Linked DNA regions of Homo sapiens: region 1 is linked to region 2. The links are chromatin loops, found by intact Hi-C in ENCODE. Cell type or tissue: PC-9. All regions are shown on one strand. Links, peaks and the distances in the headings refer to the core of each region. The heading gives the core; the rest is flanking DNA. Region 1 overlaps LOC105369165 (a long non-coding RNA gene). Region 2 overlaps LOC105369165 (a long non-coding RNA gene).

The links. Peaks named below come from ENCODE experiments on the same cell type or tissue, not always from the same donor. Only the 100,000 strongest peaks of a DNase experiment are listed, where the experiment ranks them.
Region 1: a loop joins it to region 2, with 6 times the contacts of the local background. A loop is called at or near these places in 1 of 110 quality-filtered maps.

Annotation. Positions count from the first base shown.
Region 1 is chr2:53,122,887-53,139,008 of GRCh38, reverse strand. All of the region lies in intron 1 of LOC105369165 (a long non-coding RNA gene), which reads left to right. Among named protein-coding and RNA genes, the nearest start is that of MIR4431, 430 kb to the right of the region's middle. In PC-9, for the core only: no CTCF peak of the experiment used is centred there; DNase peaks (open chromatin) are centred at 7,408 and 8,918; H3K27ac peaks cover 763 bases.
Region 2 is chr2:53,023,536-53,039,657 of GRCh38, reverse strand. The region is part of intron 1 of LOC105369165 (a long non-coding RNA gene); the gene reads left to right. Among named protein-coding and RNA genes, the nearest start is that of MIR4431, 330 kb to the right of the region's middle. In PC-9, for the core only: no CTCF peak of the experiment used is centred there; no DNase peak of the experiment used is centred there.

The sequences.
Region 1 (16,122 bases), core at 7,354-11,353, 100 kb before region 2:
CGTGAGCCACCGTGCCCGGCCTTGCCTGTTTCAAAAATGCTAAAATGAGTGGATCTTAAATGTTTTCAACATGCAAAAAATGTTAACTATGTGAGGTGATGGATTTGTTAATTAGCCTGATTTAATCATTCCACATTGTAAATATATATCAAAATGTCACACTTTACCCCATAAATATATACATTTATTATTAATTACAAATAAAAATTTTTAAAAATCCAGCTCTGCTTCTATTAGGGCCAGTTAATGTTCATCTTTGTACCTTAGTTGGTCATCTTTAAAATCAGATGTAAATTCCAAATTTATAAGGTTTTTGTGGATATTACATGAGAAAAAGCAATTATAACGCATAACACAGTTTAGTATATTAGTTTTATTGTTATTAATAAGACCCTGGTAAGGAGTAAGGTATGCTATCAAGAAGAAGGAGCAAATTCATGGAGTGCAGTCTCTTATAAAGGCCGTATTTAGGAAGGGAACATTTTGTTTTGTTTTAGCTAGGAGAATGTAATTATGTGTGTTCCTCACATTAGAGAGATTGAATGGAAGTATGCCTGTTAGTCTGCTTAGATCTCAGTAAGCTTAAATATACTCTGTGTCTGTGTATACAGTGTCCAATGTCTGGCTGAAAGGTGAAAGAATTCAGTTAAAGAACTAGGTGTTTACAAAGCTTAGATGCTGGGATGATCACATAGTGGACTCTTCGACTAACTTTTCCATTTTCATCTGGAGGTGCTGATCATACCTGAAATCCTATCCACACAAAGGTATGATAAAGCATTCATAATTTTGTTGATAAAATTACCTATGTTTCTAAATCTTTGTGTTAACCCAGTTTCTTAATGGGAGAGCACAGATGTTATTTCTTTCAATTTAACCGAGGTTTAGTTGAAAGAAATAACAACTGTGCATTTGCCCCAAGTTTTTTGGTGATATACTTGATGGGCATTTAACCTCTGAGTGTTCTTTTTAGTATCAAGAGCTTTTTGAATTGCCTTTTCCTGTGCTTTCAAAAATTCAAACTAAAATATATAGTTTCTTGACTCATTGGTTGACAGTGTTCATCTTTTGTAAAAATCTCCCAGACTTGCTGGAAGTTCAGGATAACTCAAATTAACTTTATCCATTGAAAATTCCCTCTAGAGATATAATTTCACCGAAATAAAATGACAAATCTCATGCCATCAATAAATCAGAGGTGGAAAGAACCAAGTACATTATTACATCCGTTCAAGTAGCAAGAGAGAAATGTACCTGGCAGTACATTATTTTGGTATGTAATTTATCTCATACCAACATTTGGAAAAACTTCCAGTGCTCCTGCTAAATTGTCATCTGTCACGGTGACTTTTTTTTATTTTTATTTTTAGGATTTCTCTAAAGTGAGTAGTGTGAATGTATAAATTAGTCAATCTGATTGATACATGCAGAGTGAAATGGAAGGAGCACTGAGGCAGAGACAACAGAGCTGAAAGGAGAAAGCCATGTTTTAGATCCTACAGCCTGTATTCAGCTCTGTACTGCCATTTAGTAGCTGTTTGAACATAAAGTGCTGAACATGTAATAGGCACTCAATTCATGTTACTCCTGATACTTAGTTATCTAGTATTTCAGTGAAATTGATCAAAACCTTTTTTATACCTTATATCTATAAAAAGGTATATCATACATATACCCACTGTATATGTAAGCACTCAATTCATGTTATTCCTGATACTTAGTTATCTAGTATTTCAGTGAAATTGATCAAAACCTTCTTTTTATACCCTATATCTATAAAAAGGTATGTCATACATATACCCACTGTATACATGTGATATGTACACATATCATTTAGTTTAAGGTTTATAGCAGGGTAACTTATTGGAAGTGTTGATAAAATTACCTTCTAAATAACTTATAGTAGTATTAAGATATTATCTTTTTTATGAACTTTAATAATCCTTCCAAAATATGCGTAAGTGCTGAGTCCTGATTCCTTTCTGTTTTTTTTTTTTTTTTTTTTTTTTTTTTTGCTGTAGGTATGCTTTTTTCTTTTTATCTAGCTGATACAGATTTATGAGAGCAATAACTATTATTCTACTTTTTTCTTTTTAATATCATCCATAACACCTCTGGCACAATACGGAAAACACACAGTACTTAGAGTTGTTGGGTAAAAGCACTTTTATGTAAGAAACGAGTCTAATATAAAACTTTAAAAATATCCGGGAAGCACCATGATCCATTAGTTGACCTGAACACTTTCTTTTGTTAACCTACTTTCTATCTTTGAGCTACAAATCTACTCCCCACCCCAACCCTTCTGCCAGAATGAATTTGAGATTGCTTTATAATCATCACGTTCCCCTGTAGCTGAGCCTAGAACTTAAGGCACCTACTCATTCCAAACTAGGCTTTCGCAAGACTCCTTCCACTTTAGTTTCAGAGGAATTCTCTCACACTGCAAGAAGATGCACAAGCCATTTTCAAGTCAGATATCTCAGAAGGAAAGTCACTAATCTCTCCTTCCATCCTCCCACTTCCCATTAAAGACAATTTTATTTTGCTGGCTTCATGTGCCTTTCTTACTAGCCTCCTGTCATTTTTAGGGTTTTCTGGTTTCCACATGCTTTGTTAGGTTCTTGAAAATGAATGAAATATGCTGACTGCCTTTAAGTCACCAATAGCCTCTTTGGCTTATTCCTCCCTCCAAGCTTTTGCTTATGCTGTGTGCCCTCTTTTGAATGACTTCTTTTTCTCCTGTTAGTTTTCTGGCTTACAATATCTCTCTCCAAACACAGCTTTGAGAAATCATGATCTCGCTTTGAGATATTTTTGATTTCTCTCCACCCACAACTTTGAGATATCACTGATCTCAGGTAGTCACTGTATACCATATATGTATATCCAAAAGTATATATCTGGCTTCTTATTTGTTATTGAGTTTCAGAATGATGGATGCAACTTCCTATTCCCACTTCCATCTTCATGCATCTCAAAATTAAATTGTCCAAAGATAGACCATTGATGCTATCTCCTTCAAACTTGCTCTTCCATAGGTCTCCGCATCTTAGTAAATAGCTTTTTCTTTTCTGTTGTCTAGGTGAAAATCCTTGGAGTCTATCTTAACTTTTATTGTTGTATCAATTATTTAATTTTGTCTTTACTTTCAAACCACTGGTACCACCCTAATCTGAACCACTGCTGTGTTAATTTTATTGTTTCATCACAAATTACTACTAAACTTGTAGCTTAAAACTACATACATGTATTATCTCACAGTTTTGTAGGTCAGAAGTCTGAGCATAGCTTTACTAGATTGTCTGTTTCACAATTTCACTTCTTTGGGTTTCAGCACAGGAATTGGCTTTGGCGGTAGCAGTCTTTTCCGAGGCTGGACAGGGGGAAGATTTTCTTTAAAGTACACTCAGGTTGTTCAGTTACTGCTGAAGGCTGTCCTCAGCAATTGAGGCCTCCTGTTGATTCTTGCTACAAGGGCTCTTATGACATGGCTATTTCCTGCAAGGCAGCTCACTTCTTCAAGACTAGTGAGGGGCTATGTCCCCAGGGGCTCTGCTAGCGAGATGAATCTTATATATATGGTAATGTAATTACAGTAGTGATCTCCTATCACCTTTGCCATACAATTGAATCTCATTATGGGATAATATCTTTCTCACCTTTGTGATATTTTCTTGGTTAGAAGCAAATCCCAGGGTTTTACACTCAAGGGGGGGAGATTAAACAAAACTGTAAACACCAGGAGTCAAGAATCATTGAGAGTCATTTTAGGGATTGTCTGCCACAATTGTCATCTCTTGCTTGGATTTTTGAAATAGTCTCCTGACTTTTATTTCTGCTTCTTTCCTCTTCTACCCTCATTCAACAGCTAGAATAATCTTTTTAAAAAAATTAAGCCACGTAACATCCTGAGCTGAAAACCTTCAATGGCTTTTCATTTCAATCACAGTAAAAGCCCTTGTCTTTACAAGGTCGTACAAGATCTGAACTTTTACCCCTCTGATCTTATCTTCAGAGGGAACTGGCTATTCACTGTCTGGAGTGTTCTTTTTTAGTTATCCATATGTATGACTCTCTTACCTCTTTCAAGTCTTTGCTTAAACATTACCTTCTCAGTGAGGGCTTACTAGAACCCCTACCCTCCATTTAGAATTCTGACCTCTTCCTCCTCTCCCTCACTCAGCTATTCCTTTTCTTGCTTTATTTTTCTCCTTAGCACCTGTCACCATTTAACAGCATATATAACTTTATTTTAAATTTTTCTTTTGCCCACTGCTCCCACTCGAACATAAAATTCACAGAACATGGCTCCATGAGAGCTATTTTATTCCCTGTTATATCTCTACCACCTAGGTAATACCTTTCACAGGGTAGACACACAATAAATATGTGTTGAATAAATGAATGAATACATCTCAGGCTTCAATTCCTTGATACAGACTTCTTGTTACTCAAACCTATGGAATTATTTCACATCATGAAAATTCTATTGAAACCAGCCCTGTTCCAATTTTCCTTTTATCTTCCAACTACATTTATATAGATAGATAGATATACATATATATGTAGTTGTATTTCTTTAATCATTTGGGGACTCTTAAGAGTAACAATAGCTCTGACTTTAGGATGAGTTATGTTGATTTTCAGTAATTATTTGTTGATTGATTTTAGATACTCCTACATTAAGGACTGGTTGAGTGATATTTTATGCAAATACATAAACTTCTTTGTAGAAGAATATTTGGTTATCACATGAAAAAACTGAACTACCTCACATAAAAAGAATATCATAAAATACTGAATTAAACTACCTCAATCTTGGCTTCAAGTGGTTTACTTAGGACTCCAGTGGGCCTTGTTGGCTGATCAAGAGTTCTTGCTACTATATGGCAGTTAAGGAATCAAATAATGGCTCTAGGTTTGCTCTTAAAAATCTTAGAACAATACATGATGGAAGCTTTGATGCGTCTTTTGCAGAAAAAAATGTTCTTTATTTTTAAAATTTCTTCATTTAAATGTAATTGTTTTACAATAAACTTCACATATTTAGTGTACAATTTTACCATTTTTGGCATATGTATACATCCATGAAATCTTTACCACAATCAAGATGGTAAACATATCCATAACCCCCGCAAAGTTCCCGTAAGTCCCTTGGTAATCCCTCCCTTCAGCCCCTCTTCAATGTCCCTCTGTCACCTGGCTTCTCAGAAACCACTGATCTGCTTTCTGTTACTATAGATTAGCTTGCATTATTTGGGGGCTTTTATAAATAGATTCACAAAGTATATACTCTTCTGTCTGGCTTCATTTACTCAGCAAAATTATTTTGAGATTCATCCATGTGGTTGTGTGCATCTACCTCATTTGATTACTGTGTGATACTTCATTGTATTGATACCCCACAGTTTGTTTTTTCCATTCATTTTGTAACAGCAGGTAGCTAATCAGGCATGAGTGGGGCAGGAGAGGTCTCCCTCTGACCCACCAAGAATGTCAGGAGACCATCAGGTGATGGTCTGGCTGTTGTCACACTAAAATGTTAATTGGTTGCAGCTGGAGCCAGGGAGTCCCCGGCAATTTTGCAAACACTTGAAATTGGTCATTGATGGCTTCCAATAAAATCTCAGGAATTTGGTAAGTGGGCATGAGCACGCACTTTAAGAGACAAAATGGTGGTGTATGACCTTCCACTGGAAAAGGGAAAAATGCCTCAGATGAGCATGGGTACAATTCCAGTAAACACACTGCACATGCTCACCCACCAAGCACAAGGAAGGCACTGCGCATGCAGGTGGTCCACCCTAATGGAATAATGAAGGGAAAGGGGCACAAGAGGCCGGAAGTAAGTCAGCATATTACATCCTAGGATCAAGGTTAAATGGGACACTTGACCTCCAAAGTGCCCACTCGGATTTCTTCCAAGTGTACTTTTCTTTCTTTCCTGCTCTAAAGCTTTTTAAGAAATTTCCATTTCTGCTCCGAAACTTGCTTTAGTCTCTTTTTCTACCTTACACCCGTCAGTCAATTTATTTTTTTTCAGAGGCACAAACTGAGGTTTCTGCAGACCTGTACGGATTCTCCACCAGTAACTCAGATATTCGCTACCTCTGACTTGTTGATGCACATTTGGGTTGTTTCCAGGTTTTTGGCTTTTGAAAAGTCTTACATTTATTTATGTAGTTGTGTCCAAATCTTTCTGTAGACAAAAATTAAACTGTTTTCCAAAGTGATTGTACCATTGTATATTCCTACCAATGTATGAGAGTTCTGGATACTCCACATCTTCTTTGACGCTTGATATTGTTGGTCTTTTAAAATTTAGACATTATGAAAGGTGTAAAGTGGTAGCTCATTATGATTTTAATTTATATTTTCCTAATTACTAATGATGTTGAACATCTTTTTATGTACCTTTTTGATATCTTTATATCTTCTTTGGTGAAATGTTTTTTCAAATATTTTACACACTTTTTTAAATTGAGATTTTTTTATCATATTGAATTTTGAGAGTTGTTTGTATATTCTGGATACAAGTCCTTTATAAGATACATGTTTTGCAAATATTTCTTCCAGTATGAAACTGTCTTTTTCTTTTCTTAACAGTGTCTTTTGAAGAGCGGAAGTTTTCATTTTGATGAGGTCCAATTTATCACTTAATTTTTGTTTTTGAATTAAATTTTTGGTATTGTATCAGCACAGTATTTTTCATTTTAATGTCACTGGGTAAATTAAGAATATTTGATTTCTTTAAGATATACTTTAACATAAAATATACAAATCAACAATTAAACTATAGCCCAGTTAGTTTTTATGTGCCTTTGACTTCTAAGTAAATCTTATTCAGCTTGATTAATATATTGTGGTCCGAATTTTAAGCAGTGTATCTTTTATACTCCTAGGTATTTCCCTAGGCCAGGGTTTCTCAACCTTGGCACATTTAGGGCCAGTTAACTCTTTATCATGGGGGCTGTCTTGTGCATTGTAGGATATTTAGAAGCATCCTTGGCCTCTCTCCACTAGAGTCCAGTAGAATCTTCCAATTATGCTGATCAAAAATGTCTCCAGACATTGCCAAATGACCCCTGTAGGACAACCTGGTTAGAAACCACTCTTTTAGTCTATTGCACTGGTGGTCTTGATTCTGGTTCTGACTGCCCTAGGCTGTCTGCTTTGATGCTTAGAGCATATGATAAAGCCAGAAAAACAATGTTCCTACTTTCTTCCTTTGACAACCAATGATATCAAGAGATAGATAGATGCCCCCTCCTACTTCCCCAGCACATGTCTATATAAATGGACCTCCAAACTACACATGAAATTATTTCTTCAATTGGATTCCTTTTCCATTCTCTACTTTAGTAAGTTCGAATACAGGAAATACATGTGAGTCATTTTCTTGTGGTGGACCCAAAGAATGTTAGGTATCACATTACTCATAATCCTGAAGATGGCAATTTTCTACCTGACAAAAGTTACCTACTTCTCTTGCTTTCCATTAGCAGATACATTTTATTTCATACTAATTTGGGTATGACTTTTTCTAATTGTTTGCTTCAGACAAAGTATATTGACTGTCATTTAAAGTAACTCCTCAATGTCAGCATTTAAAAATACGTATTTTTAAAATAAACAGAAATAATGCAGAAAATTTAGAGGGCAAGTGGAGGCAGGAAAATACTTATCTAATAATCACCATCACAGATATCATTTATTGTTATTCCTTTAAATTTATGATATCCAATGCAAATAATTTTTTAACTGTCTACTTTCTATTTCAGACTATTCATTTGTTTTAGAACATAACAGTATTTTAAAAGATTTTTATTTCTTCTTTACTGGAGTTCCCTTGGAGAATATTGGGAGTCTCTTCTCATATGATAAGGAGTATCTCTAATATTCTACTAGTTTCAGAAAGCAGTTGAACTCCTGTGCTACCTCATACAAATATAGGATATGAATTTCATTATTTTTCTTTTGGGAATGCAGATTTACAAGCAATAGAGGGTAGAGTTTGCAAATAAGACAAATGCCAAAGGTGGAAGGAAATCTCTTGAAAGGAGTCTGCATGAAATTGATAACTAAGACTGAAATCCCCTTCTGACTAATAAGCCCTATTAAATGAGTGTTAGTGCAGTTAACGAAGCTCCAAAAGGAAGAGACGTTGGATGAAACTCATCTTGTTTTCAAAATTTGCCCTAGATATTTTGATGTCAGTATTACCAGAGCTACTGTGTGCAGTAGTGACTCAAATAGTGGTAGTCAGGCCCTTCTGAAATTACAAATTTGGTGACTAACCATTTATTTTCAGGGCCGGGAAGCAAGTGAATGGTGCTATTAAGTTTTTAGGTCACCAACAGGCATCACATTATTTTACCGGCAGAACCAATTGTAATTCACCCAAATTACAAGGCAAGTTGCCGGAAGAAGTCATTTTATTGCAACATCATGCTGAATGTGGGATGGCATTTTTCAACTCAGACTGAGAAGTTAGAAGAATGGTGATTAAATGCTGAGAGTCATGAGAATGTGGTCTGATTCCACAAATGCAGACTTCAGAATGAAGGTTTCTATCATCACCCCTTTCACTGACCAGGTTTTCTTTTCTCCCTTGGGGCAGAAGGGTATTATTTATTTCTTTTTTTTCTATTTTCTTTTTTTCCATATTCAATGTACCAAGGAATGGAAATTATTTGGCCTTAATTTTTTCCCTTTCTTTTTGTCTGTTTACTCCCCCTTCTCCCTTTCTGTACTTCTCTCTGCACAGTTGTTCTTCTTTTCCTTAGACCTTCCTCACATGGTTTCCTTCATTGTCACATTTGCAGTTTGTGATAAAGACACTAGGAATGCAAGATTCTGCTACTGTTTTGAGGAATTAGCCACCTGTATCCCACAAGTGCCACTGACTGTTTCTCTGTTTAGTTGCTCTGCACTGTTCTTTCAAACTGGATTTCGTAATTGCCAGAGCTAGTTGTGGTTAGGTCCCAGAAATCCCATATCACAAATGTGAAATCATTAGTCACATGCTGCCATGAAAAGCCAGAACCAAATGTTTCTGGCTATCTGCATGTTAATTCTCAATTCTTATTTAGGAAACAGAGATAGACCTTATTTTTTGAATAACTGGGTTGAATGGCTCAGTATGGCATGTTTCATTCCCCAAACATTCGTTTACTTGGTATAAGCCAGTATGCTAATTTATTTCAGTGGACTTGTATAGAATAAAAAATGAAAAGGTGCCTGTTTGTGTGACTAAATGAAGGCAATGCAATGTAGTGTAGCTGGTAGAGGCCTGGGCTCCTCTTAGCTTTGTGACCCTAAGCGTTTGATTGAATCTCCCCAGGGCTCATTTTTCTCATAGATGATAGAAATAAGAGCTCCTACATTGCAGGTTAAGATTAAATGAGATGATGCATATAAGACAGACTGTATACTCTGCACAGTTCTATAATCAAGACTGTGTCTATTTTTGGCACTGTCATTTGTCATTATGGTACATTATTTAACCTTTTAATGACTATGGTTATTCATCTATAAAATAGGGGTTGTTTTCAAAAATGAATGAGACAATTTATATTAAGCGCTTAGATTTCTGGCACATGTGTGATCATAAACGTTATTGCATTAATAGTGTGACTTTTAAAAAAACTGTAGTATAAATATAACACATACAAAGAAAAATTACATAAACTGATATCTGTAATAAGTGCTCTTTTTACATATGGGTTCTTTGCTTAACATTACATTTATAAGATTCAGCTATGTTTTTACATATAACTATTGTCTTTTCATTCTCAGTACGGTTAGGGTGTTCTATTGAATACATATAATTAAATTAATCAACTATGGATGAACATTTGAACTGAGTGAAACTTTTAGCTGTGAATAATGAATCTTCTATGCAAATCCTTTTGTCTGTCTCTCGGTGCTTGTGAATGAATTTTAGTTGAGTTTATACATAGGAATGGAATTGCTAGGTCATAGAGGATGTCTTCAGCTTTAGCGGATAACACGAAGCTTTATGAGAGTACCCATTTCTCTCTCATCCTTGCTAGCACTTACACTGTCAGTCTTTTTAATTAGATATTTCTGGTGGGTGTATAGTGATGTGTAATTACAGTTTTAATTTGCATTTCTCTGATGAATAATGAGGACAATCAATTTTTAATTTGACTGTTGGCAATTTCGATATATTCTACTATGTGGTGTCTATATTCTGCCTTTGCACTTTTAAAATTAACTCTATGAATTGCAAATACCATTTCTATTCTATGACTTGTTATTCAACTCCCTTGATACATTTTGAGGAAAATAATTTAATGTTCACATAGCCAAAAATATCTGTCTTCACCTTTAATAGCAAGTGCTTCTTGCTTTCTGTTAAAAATCAAAACAGAAATGTTTCCTTTCCCTGTAAACTTAATAATATCCTGTACTCTTCTAAAAGCTTTATCATTTTGGTCTCAAATCCACCTGACATTGGTTTTTTTTTTTTGTATGGTAGAATGGAGGAGTACAGTTACATTTTCTTCTCACAGGGATATCCACTTATCCCAGTATCATGTATTGAAAAGACCACCCTTTCCCATGTCTCCACAATGTCACTTTTGGTATCAATGAAGAGTTCATGTGTGTATGTGTTTGTTTCTAGGATTTTTCTTTTTTCATTGGTTTGTTTTCTCTTATTCTGTCAACCCATACTGTTTAGTAATTGCTACTTTAAAACAAGTACAGCAGGAGCATTGCTTGCACCCAGGAGACGGAGGTTGCAGTGAGCTGAGATTGTGCTACTGGACTCCAGCCTGGGTGACAGAGTGACACTCTGCCTCAAAAAAGAGAAAAAAGTAAAGAATCCAAATAAGCCCTTTTTCTTTATAAACTAACTAGAAAAATGGCATATAGGAGGCAGGACTAACTTGCCTCTCTCTATCAGACAGACAGAACAGTGTGTAGAGACTAATATCATGAACTTTTGCTTCAAGAACCACTGTATGAACATACCGGGAAAACCAAAAGAATTCACAGGCCTTTTGAAAGAAGCGACTTGCTTCTGCAAATTCCGTGAGACAGCTGAAAAACTGAGTCCCCGAAGTGTGAGGGGAAAATGTCCACCTCCAAACACACATCCTCACTGGGGAAACTAAACATCTAGATCATGGGAGAAGGATTTAAACTTACCTTAGAGCTGAAACAAATTTAGAGAGCTGAGTGAAATATAAAAGTAGAAGAAACAGTGGGAAGAGCCCTGTAGGTATTTCTGGTCTCCAGGGAAGCCGAGGCAAGCCATTTCTGACTTTATTTCACAGGGGTCCTTGGGGAGGGCAGCCAGTGGATTTGGGGAAGGGCCACAGGCAGAAGGAGACTTCCAGTGGAACTTTGTAATAATTTCAACTGAGCCTGAATTTTCCTGGGCAGAATCTGGGGGAGCTGGGTGAGGCATGTCACTGCCAGCTTTCCCCACTTCTCTGGCAAACTATGCAAAACAGCATAGGCAGCCACGCTACCTCTTGGAACATAACTCCATTGGCCTGAGAACCAACCTCCCGATCCCTCACAGTGGCCCCAGCAAGCCCCGCCCAAGGAGAGTCTGAGCTCAGACATGCTTAGCCCTGTCCCCACCTGATGGTCTTTCCCTACCCACCCTGGTAGCTAAAGACAGAAAAGATAAACTCGTGGGAGTTCTATGGCCCCACCCATCACCTGAGAAATCTGAATACTTATCTAGGTGACCTTTGGGCAAACTTGTATCCCTCCATATTACCGCAGCTGATTCTCTCTTGAAACTGCCACTTCCTGGCTGGAGGCCAACCAACTAAAGCCATTACAGCAACTCACAACAGAACAACCCTGCTCCAAGAAGGGAGAAAACAACAGCTAATACCACTGCCTGTAACATCCTGGCTGACCAGAAGTCCTGAATCTGTCCCTGTGACAACTTCACTTCTAGCATAAACCAGCATTTGAGAAAACCAGTGCACTAAAGAAACCTACAACCAAGGACTCTAACAGAGTCCACTTCACTACCCTGCTACCTCCACCAGAACAGGTGTTTGTATCCATGGCTGAGAGACCTGAAGATGGATCACATCACAGGACTCTGCAGACACTTTCCATTATAAGCCCAGAGTCTGGTAGCTCTGCTAGATGGCTAGACACAGAAGAGCAATAAAAATCACTGCAGTCCTGCTCTCAGGAAGCCCTATCCCTCGGGGAAGGGGGAAAGCACCACATCAAGGGATCCCCCAGTGAGACAAAGGAATCTGAACGGCAGCTCTTGAGTCCCATATCTTTCCTCTGGCATAATTTACTCAAATGAAAAGGAACCAGAAAAACAGTTCTGGTAATATGACAAATTCTGTAACACCCCCAGAATATCACACTAGCTCACTAGCAATGGATCCAAACCAACAAGAAATCTCTGAATTGCCAGGGAAAGTATTCAGAGGATCGATTATTAAACTACTCAAGGAGGCACCAGGGAAAGGTGAAAACCAACTTAAAGAAATTTAAAAAATAATACAAGATATGGACAAAAAAAATCTCCGGAGAAATAGACACCATAACTAAAAAACAACCACAACTTCTGGAAAAGAAAGACACACTTAGAGGAATGCAAAATACAGTGGAAAATTTCAACAATAGAATTGATCAAGTAGAAGAAAGAACTTTAGAGCTCAAAAATAAAGCTTTCAAATTAAGCCAGTCTGACAAAAAGAAAAAGTAATTTTAAAAAATGAGCAATGCCTCCAGGAAGTTTGCAATTATGTTAAATGACCAAACCTAAGAATAATTGGTGTTCCTGAGGAATAGGAGATATCTAAAAGCCTGGAAATCTTATTTGAGAGAATAATTGAGGAAAACTTCCCTGGCCTTTCTAGAGATCTAGATGTCCAAATACAAGAAGCTCAAAGAACACCCAGGTGATGCTCATCACACAAATATCACCTAGGCACATAGTCATCAGGCTATCTAAAGTCAAGACGAAGGAATCTTAAGAGCTGTGAGGCAAAAGGATCAGATAGCCTATAAGGAAAATGTATTAGAGTAACACCAGCAGAAACCCTACAAGCTAGCAGGGATTGGAGTCCTATCTTTAGCCTCCTTGAATAAAACAATTATCAGCCAAGAATTTTGTATCCAGTGAAACTAAGCTTCATAAATGAAGGAAAGATACAGTCTTTTTCAGACAAACATGCTGAGAGAATTCTCCACTACCAAGCCAGCTCTATAAGAATTGCTAGAAGGAGCTCTAAATATTGAAACAAATCCTCAAAATGAAAACAAAATAGAACCTCCTTAAAACCTAAATTTCACAGGACCTATAACACAATGAAACAAAACAAAACAAGGTATTCAGGCAACAAATAGTACAATGAATAAAATAGTACCTCACATCTCAATATTAACATTGAATGTAAATGGCCTAAATGCTCCACTTAAAAGATACGGAATGGCAGAATGGATAAGAATTTACCAATAAAGTATCTGCTGTCTTCAAGAGACTCATCTGACATTTAGGGACTCATATAAACTTAAGGTAAAGGAGTGGAAGAGATATTCCTTGCAAATGAACACCAAAAGCAAGCTGGAGTAGCTATTTTTACATCAGACAAACAGATTTCAAACAACAGTTAAAAATGACAAAGAGAGACATTATATAAAGATAAAAATACTAGTTCAACAGGAAAATATCACAATCCTAAATACATATGCATGTAACACTGGAGCTCCCAAATTTATAAAACAATTACTACTAGCCCTAAGAAATGAGATAGACAGAAACACAATAATAGTGGGGGACTTCAATACTTCACTGACAGCACTACACAGGTCATCAAGCCAGAAAGCCAACAAAGAATCAATGAACTTGAACTATACCCAAGAGTAAATGGGCTTAACCGATATTTATAGAACATTCTACCCAACAACTGCAGGAGATATATTCTATTCATCAGCACATGGAATATTCTCCAAGACAGACTATATGATAGGCCAAAAACCAAATCTCAATAAATTTAAGGAAATCAAAATTATATCAAGGATTCTCTCAGTCAGTCTACAGTGGAATAAAATTGGAAATCAACTCCAAAAGGAACTCTCAAAACCATGCAAATACATGGAAAATAAATAACTTGCTCCTGAATGATTTTTGGGTCAACAATGAAATGAGGTTAAAAATTTAAAAAATTCTTTGAACAATCATAGTGACAACACCTATCAAAACCACTGGGATATAGCAAAAGCAGTGCTAAGAGGACAGTTCATAAGATTAAATGCCTACATTGAAAAGTCTGAAAGAGCATAAATAGACAATCTGTGGTCAAACCTCAAGGAACTGGAGAAACAAGAACAAAACAAACCCAAACCCAGCAGAAGAAAAGAAATAATCAAGATCAGAGCAGAACTAAATGAAATTGAAACAAAACAATACAAAAGATAAATGAAACAAAAAACAGGTTCTTTGAAAAGATAAACAAAATTGATAGACCATTAGCAACATTAACCAAGAAAGAGAGAAGATCCAAATAAGCTCAATTAGAAATGAAGTGGGAGATATTACAACTGATATTATATAAATGCAAAAGATCACTCAAGGCTACTATGAACACCTTTATGTATACAAACTAGAAAACCTAGAGATGGATAAATTCCTGGAAATACACAACCCTCCTAGATTAAACCAGGAGGACATAGAAACTCTGAACAGACCAATAACAAGTAGCGAGATTGAAATGGCAATAAAAAACAATTGCCAACAACAAAAAAAGTCCAGGACCAGATGGATTCACAGCTGAATTCTATCAGACATTCAAAGAGGAATTGGTACCAATCCTACTGAGACTATTCCAAAAGATAGAGAAAGAGAGAATCCTCCCTAAATCATTCTATGAAGCCAGTATCACCCTAATACCTAAAGCAGGAAAGGACATAACAAAAAAATAAAACTGCAGACCAATATCCCTGATGAACATAGATGCAAAAATCCTCAACAAAATACTAGCTAACTGAATCCAACAGCATATCAAAAAGATAATCCGTCATGATTAAATGGGTTTTATACCAGGGATGCAGGGATAGTTTAACATTTGCAAGTCAGTAAATGTGATACACAACATAAACAGTAGTAAAAACAAAAATCACACAATCATCTCAACAGATGCAGGGAAAGCATTTGACAAAATCCAGCATTGCTTTATGATTAAAATCCTCAGCAAAATCAGCACAGGAGTTACATACCTTAAGGTAATAAAAGCCATCTATGACAAACCCATAGCCAACATATACTGAATGAAGAAAAGTTGAAAGCATTTCCACTGAGAGTCCTAGCCAGAGCAATCAGACAGGAGAAAGAAATAAAGGGCATCTGAACTGGTAAAGAGGAAGTCCAACTGCTGCTGTTTGTCAGTGATATGATCATATACCTAGAAAATCCTAAAGACTTATCCAAAAAGTTCCTAGAACTGATAAATGAATTCAGTAAACTTTCAGGACACAAAGTTAATGCACACAAGTCAGTAGCACTGCTATACACCGACAGCAACCAAGCTGAGAATCAAATTAAGAACTCAACCCCTTTTACAATAGGTGCAAACAAACAAACCAGTAATATACCTAACCAAGGACGTGAAAGACTTCTACAAGGAAAACTACAAAACAGTGCTGAAAGAAATCATAGACGACACAAATGGTAACACATCCAATGCTTAGGGATGGGTAGAATCAATATTGTGAAAATGACCATACTGTCAAAAGCAATCTGCAAATTCAATGTAATGCCTATCAAAATAGCACTGTCATTCTTCACAGAATGAAAAAAGCAATCCTAAAAAAAGAGCCCACATAGCCAAAGCAAGACTAAACAAAAAGAACACATCCAGAGGCATCACATTACCTGACTTCAAATTACATTAAAAGGCCATAGTCATCAAAACAGCATGATACTGGTATGAAAATAGGCACATAGACAAATGGAACAGAATAGAGAACCCAGAAATAAAGCCAAATACTTACAGCCAACTAATCTCTGACAAAGCAAACAAAAATATAAAGTGAGGAAAGGACATCCTATTCAACAAATGGTGCCGGGATAATTGGCAAGCCGCATGTAGAAGAATGAAA
Region 2 (16,122 bases), core at 9,065-13,064:
GTTCCCTAATTTTGTCCTATTTTTTGATAACTATTTTAGTTATTCTAGATCTTTTCATTTCCATACAAATATTAGAATCAACATATAAATTTCTTGTTAAAAAGTCTCCTGGGATTTTTTTAGGAGTGGGAGGGATTGCATTAAATCTATAAATCAACTTGGGAAAAAAATTCAATTTTAACAATATTGATTCTTCAGTTCAATGGAGATGATATATCTCTATTTATGTTTTCTTTAATATATTTTAGCCAGGCTTTACAATTTTCAATGTACCCATACTTTAAAAACCTGCTGTATATCAAATGCATTTCTAAGATAACTATATCGGCTATAGTTTTTTAGTTGTCAAACAAATGAAATAATTATATTTTCTGTCTTTTAGGTAGCAAACTTACTGTGAAATCCTGAGTCATAGGGGCTGAATATACCAAATGTATTTCTAGGTATCACTGCTGATAAGGTTCCACTTGGAAGAGGATGTGGTATTTGAACTCATAAATGTTGGATTAATATTTATTTAATGTACACTCACTGAGTGCCTAGTATACATTAAGCATTATTTTAGATGCTGAAGTTATAGCAGTAAACTAAAACAAAATTCCTCTTTTTATGAAGTTTGAGTTTTGAACTTTTACAAGGGTGGTAAATCATTGATATGTAAAGTTGGTTATATAGCCGGGTAATAACAATTTAAAGCAAAAGGGGTGTGCAAGATCAAATAATTAAAATGTGAAACAAAAGGATACTCTGAATATAATATTTATTAATGGAGAAGAGACTTTAAAATCATGTCATATAAATATTATAAGCTTTATATAGAGTTATATATTAACATTTTTCAAAATCTGAAATAGAGAGGATGGATGACTCTAAAACATCAATTATTTCTTAATAGTAGTCTTGAGGGAAAACATTGTTAGTGTATTAATTTAAAACCTATCCAGCAATATTAGTCATTAAAATGTTCACAATTATACAGACCTGACGTTTAAACATGTGGAATTAAATGTACTGGAAATTATAAAGTGATTCACCCAGGGTTCAGCCTTAGATTTTAAAAGTATGTCATCATAATTCAACTAATATTATTTTGTTAGAGTTATATCTAATTTATCCTGAACCACTAAATATGTAATTAATGAGAGTGAGAGTGTTTCTGGCTATGGTGGTTTGTAATAAAATGTGCTAGAAAATATAAAACTGAATAGCATATTTGACATTAGAACTAGGGAAAAGCAGCAGAATACTGGTTTCGTCATACTATCCTTAATATCAGAAATTTTCAGGAGGGAAACCCTAATGTTGCTAAAATTATCTACCTAAAATTAGTTCTCCATTCATAATTTTCAACATAGATTTAATATTTTATAAGTGATGCTTTGAAATTCATTTAGGAATATGAACTATTTTTAATGAATATGCATTACTTAGTATATGTAATTTGCTAATTCCATTACATAAATTATTTCATCTAATCCTATTAGTAACCTTATAAGGTAGGTACTACCATCACTCCATTTCATAGATAGGAAACTAAAGTTTAGGGAGGCTAATATATATTCATGGTTTCACAGCAAGTGAGAGAGAGAGAGAGAGAGAGAGAGAGAGAGCGCGCATGCGCACGCTAGTATTTGGACTCAGGCACAATTAGCTTTAAAGCTCCTGTTCTTCAACACTGCACAACTCTAATCAACAATTAGTCTGTTGCATAGTGAATTAACAATAGTAGAGGCTATGTAATTTGTTCCTTTAAAAATGAACGTCTCATAAGTAAGCCCTAAAATGTATATCTTTACCAGTAGCTTTGCTAAAGGAGTTGAAGGAAATAATATAGAATGTCACACAGAATGTAGTTGGCTGGTTATCTTAACTGCTTCTCTTAAAGATCTAGGAATTACTTTCATGTTGTTATCCATTTAGAAGGGAATACTTCTGAGTATCTCTTATGGAACTGAGTTTTAATATTTTTGGTTAATTTATAAAATACAGAACTATGAGTTCAAGTTAGTTGTAAAAACACAAGGATAAAATGAAGCTGACAAATCTCCGTATAATTGTTGCTACTGTACTTGCAGAAAAATAATGCTATCAGTGCTTTGCATGAGAAAAATAAAATTAAGAATATATAAATATACTGCTTTAAGGAAGTTAAATGATAAACACAACATTAAAACACAATAAAAGTAAAGACATATAATTAAAAGCTTGAGGTCAAATTAATAGGAAATTTAGAAGAAATTTTATTTAGCCTTAAAATAATACCGTGTAGGCTGAGCACGGTGGCTCACGCCTGTAATCCCAGCACTTTGGGAGGCCGAGGCAAGGAGATAACGAGGTCAGGAGTTCAAGACCAGCCTGGCCAACGTGGTGAAACCCCGTCACTACTAAAAATACAAAAATTAGCCCGGTGTGGTGACAAGCGCCTGTAATTCCAGCTACTCGGGAGGCTGAGGCAGGAGAATCGCTTGAAACCAAAAGGCGGAGGTTGCAGTGAGCCGAGATCAGGCCATTGTACTCCAGCCTGGGCAACAAGAGCGAAACTCCATCTCTAATAATAATAATAATAATAATGTGGAAAGGTTTATTAATATAAAAAACAGAAATATTGGTTTGAAAATTATTACATCTGGGAATAATGAAAGTGCTTGTTTCTGTTTTGTTGAGAATACAAAAAATGAAATTAAATGAATACGAAGAATGAAAGTGCTTGTTGCCATTTTGTTAAATAGAAATGTTTTTAAATTTGAGGGAAACGATTGATGAAAAATGGGGAAATGTGTCAAAGTTTAGATTCAATGTAATATATTCAGGGAAGGATCTTATGAATACTTTTATTGCTCAAACAAGATTTATATAGGGCTGGAATAGACTAGTGCAGATCCATCAAGAGTACATTATCAGTAGAGGATACTTTTGAACACGGCATAGATTAGGAAAGGACACGCAGAAAGTTAAAGAAGAAGATATTCAGATGAATAACAGGAGAGGAGATTTATGTGGTAACTTCCATATAAAGTGGAAGTTGTGACTTTGAAGTGCCTTTAAAAACAGAAAGATAGCAAGTCATTTGTTTTTCATATTCATTTAAAGTAACAGAATCAAAAGCCTGGGATTAGGAAATAGTGGAGGAGTGAGCTACTGTTCCATGTACGCAGGGAGGATGAGTGCAAAGGGAGGTAGGTGCAGATTTATGCATAATGCATCATCAGTGCTCCATGCTAGACTGCTGAACTACACTTGCTAATTAACTAGACATGGAGTTTTAGAGGCCAAGGTAAACATGGATATTTTGCATATCTGTGTCCTGAACAATAGAAAACCAACACAGTCTCAGCAAGATAGAAGACTAAATCAGTTTCTTGGAGCTCATGGAAGAAATTAGTATAACCATTTTCTTCTAGTTGTGATGAGTCCAACATTTGGCTTGGAAAGACACTTAAGCTGTATCCATTTACTTTTGATACTGAGATCTCATCCAGACAAAGTATCTGTCTGGAAGGCAGCAGTATAGCTGGCAGAAGTTTGGAGTTCTCAGTAGCAGTGAGGGAGCCCATCTGTAGGTCAGAGTCCATGGTGATTTTATGATGAAATAATTTAATCAGAACAATTCAAAATTCATTTCAAATCTGAAGTGTAGTAGCTGGGGATTTAGGTTTACATACCGAAGAAATAGAAGCTTTTTTTGTAAAACAAATTATTTTATTCTGGTAAGAGCACAACCTGAGATCTACCTTCTTAACAAATTTTAAGTGTACAATATAGTATTGTTTAAGTATAATCTCGTAGAGCAGATCTCTTGCTTAACTTAAACTTTACGCTTCTTGATCAGTAGGTCCCCATTCCCCTTCCACCTGTGCTCCAGCAGCCACTCTTTGATTCTCTGAATTTGAATATTTTAGATACCTCCTTTGTCTTTCTATGACTGGCTTATTTCATTTAGGATAATATCCTCAAGGTTCATGCATGTCATCACATACTGCAGTATTTCCTTGTTTTTAAGGCTGAATAATATTCCATTGCATGTATATACCACATTTTCTTTATTCATCTGTCAAAGGACATTTAGGTTGTTTTTACATCTTGGCTATTGTGAATAGTGCTTCAGTGACCGTGGGAGTGCTAATATCTCTTTGAGATTCTGATTTGAATTTCACTGGATACTTAGAATTGAGATTGCTGGAAACTTCTTTTCTAAAGTTGAATGACTATTTTGAGCACCCTTTCTCAGAGCCCTTTGCCAATTCCTGTGTAGTGCAAAACTCCAGCAGGTAAACCCCACATATAGACATTGTTATGAAAAGTGTCTCCCAGAGCTGCACAATACCCTGTCATTCAGTCAGGATGAAAACAAAACAACAAACCAAAACAAATCTCAGCCACTCTAACTCTACACCCCTTTCCCTCTAAGGCTGTCTCTAAATGCTAGGGAATGGCAGGGGACAGCCATCTAATTTTTTTTGTGGTTTTTTGTTTGTTTGTTTTTTTTTTTTTTTGGAGATGGAGTCTCGCTCTGTCACCGAGGCTGGAATGCAGTGGCGTGATCTCGACTCACTGCAACCTCCACCTCCCAGGTTCAAGCAATTCTGCCTCAGCCTTCTGAGTAGCTGAGACTACAGGTGCACACTGCCATGCCTGGCTCATTTTTTGTATATTAGTAGAGGCGGGGTTTCACCATGTTGCCTGGGCTGGTCTCGAACCCCTGAGCTCAGGCAATCCACCCGCCTTGCCCTCCCAAAGTGCTGGGATTACAGGCGTGAGTCACTGAGCCCGGCTGGACTCATCTGATTTTTTAATGTAGTTTGCTCATGCTCACATCTCTGAAATATTATCTGATGGTTCTTTGCTCAATGATCCTTGCAAGTCTGGCATGTGATAAATACTGTGAGGGGAGCTGTGTAAGACCCCCTGCTGGAGGCAGGAATGGAATTAGAGCCCATAACTGGTTGATAAACTTTTCTCATATTAGGCCTCTCAAGGTTTTTTTCCTAAAGGTTTTACCTTTACATGACTAGTCACATTTTTTTAAGTTTATTTATTTATTTATATATTTATTTTTGTACTCTGGCAGTAGCATTTGGCAGCACCTGCTGGTAAATTAAGTGGTAGTTGACAGTGTGACACCTGAAGTACTCATCTTTTATGTTAATCTTTTCCTGGTTCAATAATGTTATAATTTTATAAAATTGTGCTATAATCTAGTGTTCACTCTGAGCTGAAGCTTAATGTAGAAATAACTGATTTTGAGCTCATACATTGTTTAAAACCATAATTATAATTATTATTTAGTAGTATTGCATTTCTGTTTGTTCTGTTAATCTGTACTCCTATCTACCTACTTACCTATTTCTATGCAATTAAAATTTCTACTTGAATTTATTTTTTTCTGTATTATAACCTAAGAACAATATTAAAGGGTGACAATCTCCACTTCTGTAACTTGCTGGTAAGTAACTATCACCTTGGGCAAGTCATTTAACCTTTCTGGATCTCATTTCCTTATCTAAAAAATTATGTTGAAGCAAATAATTTCTAAAAATTCTCTTAAAATGTGTGATTCTGAGAATTTATGATTCTAAGGTATCAAAAGCCACCACCCATTAATATGTTATACTTGGATATAGACAATTATTAGTACACAGAAAATTGCTCAGTTACCGGCCCCAAAGAACTTGTATTCCACTGGGAAGGGTATGGTCATCATACTTGAAAGCATCGTAGTAACTACAGTATTATGTGGGGACAGAAAAAGTGACTAAATCAAGTACCTCTTGCTCAGCAGCCCAAATCAGAACTCCAATAAATGACAGCAAAGTTGAAATAGGCAGCTTGGTTTGGGGGTAGGATCTGTATTCCAGTGCTAAATAAAAAGCAACAACAAAATTAAAATGAAAACTGTAAAATTTATAAAGAAGAATGTAAGGAATCTTAGGAAATGATTTTGTAGAAATAGGAGAGCAACTAAGTCTTATAGGGGCCTATGTCAGTGCTAAGGAATTTGTTAAAACAACTAAAAGCTGGGAGTCATTGAAATGTTTTAGTGAAGAGAGTGACCTAGATCCAAGTTTTAGGCTAACTGTACTGGTGGTGGTGAGGATGCCTCTGAGAAGGCAAGACCAGTCACAGCAAAGGGAGGAGACAGATTTTGTCTGTGGCAGTAGAGAGGGAGGATCATGAGGAGATCTAACTGTGAGCAGCTGGAAAGAGGATATCTGGGACTCCATGGGGGAAAAGCAAGCAAGACATTCTGAAATTCTTTAGGTCTGATTTCCTCATCTCCTCAACCAGATCATACCCAACTTGAGATGGGGGCCATGATGTCTATTTCTTTTTTATCCTCTATTAACTTCTAGTAGATGCTGACTTCATAGTTAGTGCTTAGTAAACATTTTTCATTTATTTTGACCAATTACACCAAAATAAGACAGTCCATTTTGTGTTGCCGTAAAAGAATATCTGAGACTAGGTAATTTATAAAGGAAAGAGGCTTATATGTAGCCCATGATTTGAAGGCTGAGAAGCTCAAGGGCATGTCCCCAGCTTCTGGTGAGCTCTTTCATGCTGCTCATATGATGGAGAAGGTGAAAGGGGAATTGGAGGTACAGGAAGAGATGGAAACCTGAGGGATGTCCTGGCTTTATAACACCCCACTGCCTCGAAAACGAATCCAGTCTCACAAAAGTGAGAACTCACTACTGTGAAAACAGCACCAAGCCATGCATGAGGGATGCACCCTATAACCCAAACACCTCCCACCAGGCTCCATCTCCCAACACCACCACAATTGGGGATCAAATTTCAACATGAGTTTTGGTGGGGACAAATAAACCATAGAAGCAATATTCTGACCTGCTGATGTTTTGTATGCCTGTGTTCTGCCAATGTATTCTGGAGGGTTCCTGACACAGTGTCAGCAATTACTGGGGGCTTTTTGAAATCCAGCCCTCTTTATTATATCAATAAAACTGACTTGATAATAGCTATTGATGTCAATAAAGTTTAAATGTTTTACCACAGTCATTATGTCATTGGGATGCTAATTGACATTAATACCAGACCCAATTTATGACTAATTTTTATTGCTATTTTATGAACTCCACATAGGCAAGGAAAGGCCTGTTCTCCACAAAGGCAAAAAAAAAAAAAATACTGCACATAACTTTTCTGTTCCCTCTATATCAGTATGAAAAATAATAGTTACATCTATTCACAGTTGTTCAAAGTTGACATTTCATTGTAAATGTATGAAACTGTGACAGAAATTTTTATATACATAGTATCTCTGATCCACTGACATAGACCAATGCAATAGTTCCCAAACTCACAGGCCCATTAAAGTAGTAAAGTTCATGAAATAGTCTCATTAGTTCAGAAAGTCTAATAAATAGGATTGATATATTTACTCAAAATAATGCAACAGTGTCTATTGAGCCATATTTCTTGTTTGGGCTAAAATTATGCATCAATGCAATATGGTGGCATTCTTTATCTCATGTTTATTTTTGATGAACAGTTTATACACACGCAGACACATACGCAAATAGAACACTGTTATTTACTATATGCCATTTGGTAATCAAATCCTTGAAAACAGGAAATCCAAGGCACATAAATAGTAAAAAGAATCCTTGGAAGTAAACAAAAATTAGAATTTCAGACACACATAGCATAATTCAGTCTCTATGAATTCATGCCTAATCAGAAAATAAGAAGATGCAGAATATTTATCAATAAATACTTTGTAAGCATCACTATGTTCATGCACTGTTTTGGAGCTCATGATACATCAGCAGAATGGAAGCAAATCCTTCTGGTGGTGCTTACATTCTAGTGAGAATGATATACAATACTGACAAAGGCAATTTATTGGATTGTGCTGGATATGGGAGTTGAGAAATATTGATGATCTGAGGAGGAGGCGGTATCTCAATGATCATATTTAAAAAGGCTATAGAAATTGGAGCACATTAGAGATTCTAGGTGGGTGTCATGGGTGCCAGGTTTCCTAATTTAGTAATTTTCTGCAAAGCCAGTTTCCTTTTCTATCAATATATATTTTTTGACATGAAGACTCTTTGCAAGGCAGGGCATTTCTCATTTCCAAAGAACTATATCATTTCTCTGGTGAATGAGGTTATTTTGTGGGTGGCCTATTTTATGTCTCTTCTCTTCCACCTAAGTGTAATTGTACTGTGTGCTATTTATTGATTAGTTGTACTGTGAAAGGGACAGAAACTATTACATATTGATAACCTGTGTGGGGGTTTATTCATTAAGCTATAGGCTCTTGATTCTTTTAGGAACAAATATCAAGCAAAAGTTCCTTTGGAAATTTTGTCTCTAGAATCTACTCCTTTCAAAGAAAACAAAGACACAATCTGTAGGCAATTTATGGCTCCTTCATAAAAGCACTACAGCATCTAAACTCCCATAGCATCTGGCAGCTGGCTGCATTTTATTTTATTTGGACGAGTAACAATATATTTTAAAACTTAATACCATTTAAATGCTTATAAAGGTGCTGGAATATTTGTTAGAGAGTGGTCACAGTATTATATATTTTTAAAAATCAGGGTTATATTGAAAGATGATCTTGATAATGCTATCTAAAAAATGCATTTTATAGAGAAATTTGACCAGCATGATTCAGATTGCATGTCTACATGAAATAAATTTATCATCCTCTTATTAAATTATCCTCACTCATTACCTCCATAGACATAACTTTAAAGCAAATGGGGCTAATTGCATGCATAGGGCATTAATATTTAATCGCCCTAGTATTTCATTATCTAAGGATGTTTATGTATCTTTTTGTGCTTTTAGAATTTCTTTCAGAAAACCACTAATATAAAGAGGAAGCATTACAAAGTATTATACATTATTAACATTTGAGTTTGGACATGATCAAAAATAGGCTGAAACTATTTAGATAGCTCTGTGATATTCCATTGTTCATTAGTGTGCATGTAGTTAACTTTGAGTGCTTTTTACATGCAAATGTTTCACGCATGTAATAGGTTCAATAATTTTCAACAGACTGTGGAAGCATGGTTTAATTATAAAACAATTTAATTCAAAAATTGAAATGGCTGAAAGAGATAGGAGATGTCTTAGCCTACTTAGCTCAGTGAGTAATTCATGTCATAGGTGGAGCAAAATGTATTCCTTATTTTCCCAGAGGGCTGGGGTTATGAAACTGCTCTGGCTAGACTTCTCTCCCACCAGTGGTTTTAGGAGACCAGATTATACTTTTAGGGTTCTTTGCAGGAAGGCTGAGGAAAGAACCAAAGCAATGATGGAATGCCTTGAGACCTGTGACCCAATGCCTCTTCTGTAATATCTGAGTCTTTAGTAAACTTCATTAAAGTGACAAGATGCTTGACTTACAATTTTTTCTGGAGATAACTGTTGCTGAAACCAGATGGCAAGAGCAGAGACAATGAAAGATTGGTGAAGTAACCATGCGTGAATAGAAAGTAGAAGCCCCAGGTTGTGATAGTACAATTTGGATTAAGTTCAACAGTAGTTGGCTTCACTTTACAGGGCTTCTGTTATATTGAGCAGCAACCACTTTTATTCTTCCTACCTATGGCTCTCTTCTCACCTCTGTAACTTAAGTTTATCATTTATTTTCAATTCTCATCAGTTATTCTGCTTTCATAAAAGTGAGACTTCCAGCAGATATCCAAAATTAAATTTCTTGTTGCTATTCTATGATGATTCTGTGCTGATTTTTCATTTAACAAAACTGAGCGCATCTCTTCTATTTCACCATTTTGTAGCACGTTCATTAATAATTACTCTAATAATAAACTTCACATTTTGCCATCATTCTACTTTGACTTAGTAAGAAGTGTAACATTCTGCCTCTTTACCAACAATGCAGCCATAAAAAAGAGCATCAACATGAGATAACTTATCCACGTACACACCAATGCACATCTTTGCTAGGTGAGTTTCTCCCTCTAATATGAAAAAAGTAAAGAGAAAGAAAAGCCTAAGGATGTAATTAACGTCAATTTTGCATGTCTTATCTATAATTAAATTTTTTTTAAATCTGTTAATGTGTGCAAAGTTAAGAGAGTAGATTTGTAGCACTTTGAAGAATATGTCCAACGGCTTTGGGTTTAGAAGACAGTAGCATAATCAGAAACTTGCCAGGTTCTATTTAATCTCAGGGCCTGCGAATCTAGCCAGGCATATTTAGCTCACTTTTCCGGATCGCTATAGACAGGCACACAATAGAAGGGCAAGAATGGTTCTGGTGTCCATCAGTACATGGTACATTACACTCTCAGGAAGTCCGTACCTATTTTCCTCATTTTTTTTTTTAAGAGGGTAATTTCTCTTTCCATTTAAAGTCTCTTCTGTCAGCATTTATTCTTGCAAGAAATACCATCTTTAATGATTCTGTGGTCAATTCCTGTTTCTGCCTATAGGGTGATATGAGTAGTAATTTCTCTCACTAACAAGTTGTCTTTCTTAACTAGGGTTTCAATGACAAATTACCATAGAATGGGTGGCTTAAACACCAGACATTTATTTCTCACAGTTTTGGAGACTAGGAAGCCCAAGATCAATGCATCAGCAGACTCAGTCTGTTGAGCGCCGTCTTCCTGGTTTATAGACAGCCACCTTCTTGATGTATCTTCACATGGTGGAGAGAAAGAGCTCTTATCTCTTTACGTTCTTACAAGGGCGTTAATCCCATCATGGGTAACTCCATCCTCATGACCTCATCTGAACTTAATTACCCTCCACAGGCTCCATCTCACAATAACAAAACAAGTTTTATCTTCATAGGGTACTCTGCTACATTTAATACTGCCATTTAATCACATTGAATATGTCTAATTAAATGGATATAAAGAGATAAAAGACAGATTGAGTTAAAGAGACCAGTGCTCTCGGATTATGTGGTACTTGGCCAAAATTAAATTCTGGTTTCATCTTTGGCTACACAGCCCTTTTTGGGTTTTCTGGGCTGCTTCTCCTTTGTTATCTTGAATAACCGAGGTCCCCAGTCTTGAGTTTAAAAAAGGATACTTTTTAATGCCTAAGGGCTTTGAGGCCAAATACATTTGTTTTGGTGAGAAACATTTCTGGGAGGATCTGGGAGGAATGTGGCAGCAAAGAGCAAATACTAATTTGGGGCATAGCCAGCTCAGAAAAAGGGAAGGAGCAGAGATGAGGAAATCCTGGAGCATTTGAGGAATCCAGAGGCCAAATTCCTAAACTGGATATCAGCAGAAATGAACCTGATTACTTTAGGAGTCTTGATCTCCCTGCTCTCTCTCTCCTTCCCTTTTTTCCTTTCTCCCTCTCTTCCAGCCATCTCTCATAGACCTACTTCAAATATTTATTGAGCAATGCTTTGATGCTGGACTTTAAGTCATGGGCATACAAGGTGACACTGACCTTGAGGAATGAACTCATATCTGTGATAAAAATCATGAGGGGTGAGTACAGAGTGCTTGAAAGGCATGTGAAAAAGGGCACACCTCAAGATTAGGAGCCAGTAAAACCTGAGACAGAGGGACAGAACATGGTTTTAGGGTGGTTTTAAGTGGTTCGTGAAACAGTCAATATAACTAGAATCCAGATTAATTGGTTGTATGTGTCAGGAAGTGGCGGAGGAGGAGCAGTGCAATGAAGGGGTACATTACAGGGTATGGCTTAGAGACCCAAAGTTGAGAAATAATTAGGGACCAGTCATAAAGCTCTTTTAAAATATAATAATTTGGACATTATCTTGAGGACATTAGGGACCTGCTGAAGAGTTTTAATCAAGAAATGACATGATTAGATTTGGGTTTTCAAAAGATCACTTTGGCTGCCACATAGAGAAAGGATCGGGAGGAAATGAAATTTATCTATTATTCATTAAGGTATTGAAATTCGTTGGAAAGCATTTTCACAGACAAGCCATCTCTTCATTTACCCAACAGATTTAAAAGAGAGATTTAAACCTTTTGTTTTATGACTTAGAAAAGCCATGTTTAAAACAAATAAAAATGAAAGAAAAAAGCAGCCATGTTTGTGCATGTATGATGCTTACTTTTCAGATTTGAAAAGTAGTTTTCTAACACTTTTTCCCCACAGATCTCCAGGTACATGTACTTTCTATCACTAAAGCAACATTATAATTCTGTACAGATTTTTTTTTAAAGAAAAGCAACAGTAACAAAAAACAGAAAAAACAAAAACCCACTGAAAAAACCATTAAGAATAACCGACATGGCCCTTTGCTCAATGTTGTCTGAAATGAAAATGTGTCCTTATGAAGGCTTGTGAAAGTTATTTCCCAAGGCTTGAGTGATACCTCTTATTTTAGAGTCATCCTTAGTTGATGAAGACCAAACGCCAGTCTGTCTAACACTGAACTCTGAGCCACAGCAGAGAGCTCTCCAACTGATAATGGTGATTTGGTCTTTATCATAGGGCCATTACTTCTTGCTTCAAGGTCTTTATGAACAGTAGAGTGGTAAGAGCAACCACAAGGGATTGACATTATGAGTTTTCAATTTGGAACTTTTCTCTTCCCAAGACAAGTCACAGAGATGGCATTTGGCTCTGCTTCCTCAGGGAACTGTTCACAGCACAGAATTATCACACAATTTAACACAGCTGGCAGTCTGGGCTCAAGAGGAAACAGAAAGATTGGAAAGGATAAACAGCAGGTAGGTCGAACATAGGCTAAGAAAGGGACGTGGAGGATAAAGAATCTCATTATAAGTTTAGAGATATTTTAAATATCTAGAGGTTTCTTTTCACACTCAGACAAATTCTGTTAAAAATGCAAAGTAGTATTTGATTATTAATCTTCCTATGACCGTATTTAATGTGGGCTTCTAAAAGCTTTTCTAACTTACTACTTCTTTTCATTTTTACATTTTCTTGGAGATTAATAGTAGAATATATGACTGTCATTTGGCACCTGAGGAAACTGAGGTGCAGGAATATCAAGTAGCTTACCAAAGGTCAAATAATTAACAACAGGGCAAGGATAAGACTCCAGTTCTATTTTCTAATCCTAGCCTATTTTTACTTAGTGGTGGTCAAAGCATATTTGGATGTATTCATTAAGTTCTGCAAAGAATAAAAACGAAGAATCAGTCCATAATGTCTGCGGTTTGATTATTTAAGCATCACTCCCAATCACCTTTCTGAAGAGTGAGCAAGTATTAGTAAAGGTGAAGAAAATAATAGAATAAGAAAAGATTTGATTGAAGAGTCTTATTATCAGCATCTTTTCTTGATTTTCTCCCTGTCACCACTCCTATTTATTTCTTTGCTTTAAGAAGTGAAGAGAGAAGATTGAAAATAATAGACATGGAAATCTCAGAAACATTTATTTATTTTTTATTTTTGTGGGTACATAGTAGGTGTATATATTTATGGATTACGTGACATATTTTGATACAACATGCTGTGTGTAATTATCATATCATGAAAAATGGGGTATCCATCCCCTCAAGCATTTATCCTTTGTGTTATAAACAATTCAATTATATTGTTTTAGTTAGCTTAAAATGTGCAATTAAGTTATTTTGACTACAGTCACCCTCTTATGCTATCAAGTACTAGGTACTATTCATTCTTTCTAACTATTTTATATACCCATTAACCATACCCATCTCCCCCAAACCCTCCACTACCTTTCCAAGCCTCTGATAACCATCCTTCTACTCTCTACCTCCATGTGTTCAATTGTTTTGAGTTTTACATCCCAGAGATAAGTGAGAATATGCGATGTCTGTCTTTCTGTGACTGGCTTATTTCACTTAACTTAATGACCTCCAGTTCCATCCACATTGTTGCAGATCACAGGATATAATTATTTTTTATGGCTGAATGGTACTCCATTGTGTATAAGTACCATATTTTCCTTATCCATTTATCTGTTGGTAAGCACTTAGGTTGCTTCTGAATATTGGCTATTGTGAACAGTGCTGCAATAAACATGGGAATGCAGATATCTCTTTGTTATACTGATTTCCCTTCTTTTTGGTATATACCCAGCAGTGGGAGTGCTGTATCATATGGTAGCTCTATTTTTTTTTTTTTTTTTTTTTTTTTTTTTTTTTTTTTTTGGTTGAGACAGAATCTTGCTCAGTTGCCCAGGCTGGAGTGCAGTGGTACGATCTCGGCTCACTGCAACCTCTGCCTCCCAGGCCCAAACCATTCTGCCTCAGCCTCCCAAGTAGCTAGGATTACAGATGCCTGCCACCACGCCTGGCTAATTTTTGTATTTTTAGTAGAAATGGAGTTTCACCATGTTGGCGAGGCTGATCTTGAACTCCTGACCTCAAGTGATCTGCCCGCTTCGGCCTCCCGAAGTGCTGGGATTACAGGCGTGAGCCACTGCACCCCGCTGGTAGCTGTATTTTTAGTTTTTAAGAAGCTTCCAAACTGTTCTCCATAGTGGTTGTACTAATTTGCATTCTCATCAACAGTGCATGAGGATTCCCTTTTTGTCACATCCTCGTCAGCATTTGCTATTGCCTGTCTTTTGGATAAAAGCCATTTTCCTGTGGTGAGATGATATCTCACTGTAGTTGTCATTTGCATTTCTCTGATGATCAATATGTTGAATACTTTTTCATAAAAATGCCTGTTTGCCATTTGTATGTTTCCTTTTGAGAAATGTGTATTCAAATATTTGCCCATTTTTTGTCTCAATTATTAGATTTTTCCTATAGAGTTGTTTGAATTTTTTACATAGTTTGGTTATTAATCACCTGTCAGATAGTTAGTTTGTAAATATGTTCCACAATTCTGCAGTTGTCGGCTTACTTGGTTGACTGTTGCCTTAGCTGAGTAGAAATTTTTAATTTGATGTGATCCTATTTGCCCTTTTTTGCCTTGGTTGCCTGTGCTTGAGTATTACTGAAGAAATTTTTGCCCAAACTAATGTCCTTGAGAGTTTCCCTAATGTTTTCTTTAGTAGTGATAAATTTATTTAAACTAAATATGAGAGTATCAATGTGTTCACAGCATTGTGGTAGACTCTAAAGAGGGGAAACAGAGTTAGGTTTACCGGACTGCTTGCATCAGTGAATTTCACTGAGTTCCCATAGTACATATGGGAACTACTGGGAGGATTCAAGAAAAAAAGTAAAACCATCAGACAAAATTCTCTCATTACAGAAGGTTGCCATCTAAGTAGGGAAACACACTGTATACATTTGAAATAGCTAAGTAACAGCATAGGATAATATGTGATAGGTGTAAAAATGAGTGAGTTTGGTTACATTTCATTTTGCTAAAAGTATTTTAAAAATCCCTTCAAACTATGAAGCAAAAAGGGAATTAGAAGGACATCAGAGTATCCTTGCCCAAGGCAGGATATGCCACTAAACATCGTAAGAGACTGAAAAACTATTAGAAAACTAGTCAGCAGCTGCCTTGAAATCTCATGTCTGCTCTCTTCTGCACACCTGCTTTCTTCTTTTCTTTTTCTATAGGTCAGGATTTTATTGCTTCATCGTGCACTTATCTAAAAATGGCATTTCTATGATTCTCCACTTTATACATTTTAAATTTAAGTAATCAAGTCAGAGTGATTAGCTATCTCTGAGTCCCGATTCCAGTTATTAGGACAGAGATCCTGACTGGTTCATCACGGGACAAATTTTTACTATCTGATTCAGTTATCTGTGGCTGGGTGGCAGAGCCACATATACAAAATAAGTGCCGCTATAAATATCTAGAGGAAGGGGGAAGTTATAAAAAAAAACCAAACCCTCAATCCTAGCAGGATATTTGAAACAGTGTTTATTGGAGAAACTAGTAAAGACATTCAGAAAAAGAAAAAAGCTGTGAACCAAGATAAGTTGTTGGAAAGCCGTGGGAAACTGGTGGAGCATGAACGATGCATAACATCTGGATAGATGAAAGAAGATGGAGACAAGCGATAGTTGTAGATAGAACAAGAGAAATGGCATGAAGGTGGAGATGAGTCAGGTATGTTCAGTGAGTCTTCCTGGAGTTGAGTTCATGTTGCAGAGTTTTGAGAAAATCATCAAATGTGGTTTATGCATGGGCCCATTGGGGTGGATTTCTGGTTTATTTTTATGTTTGTAGATGTAGCTTTAGAAGTCGTCAGCATTAAAGAGCTAG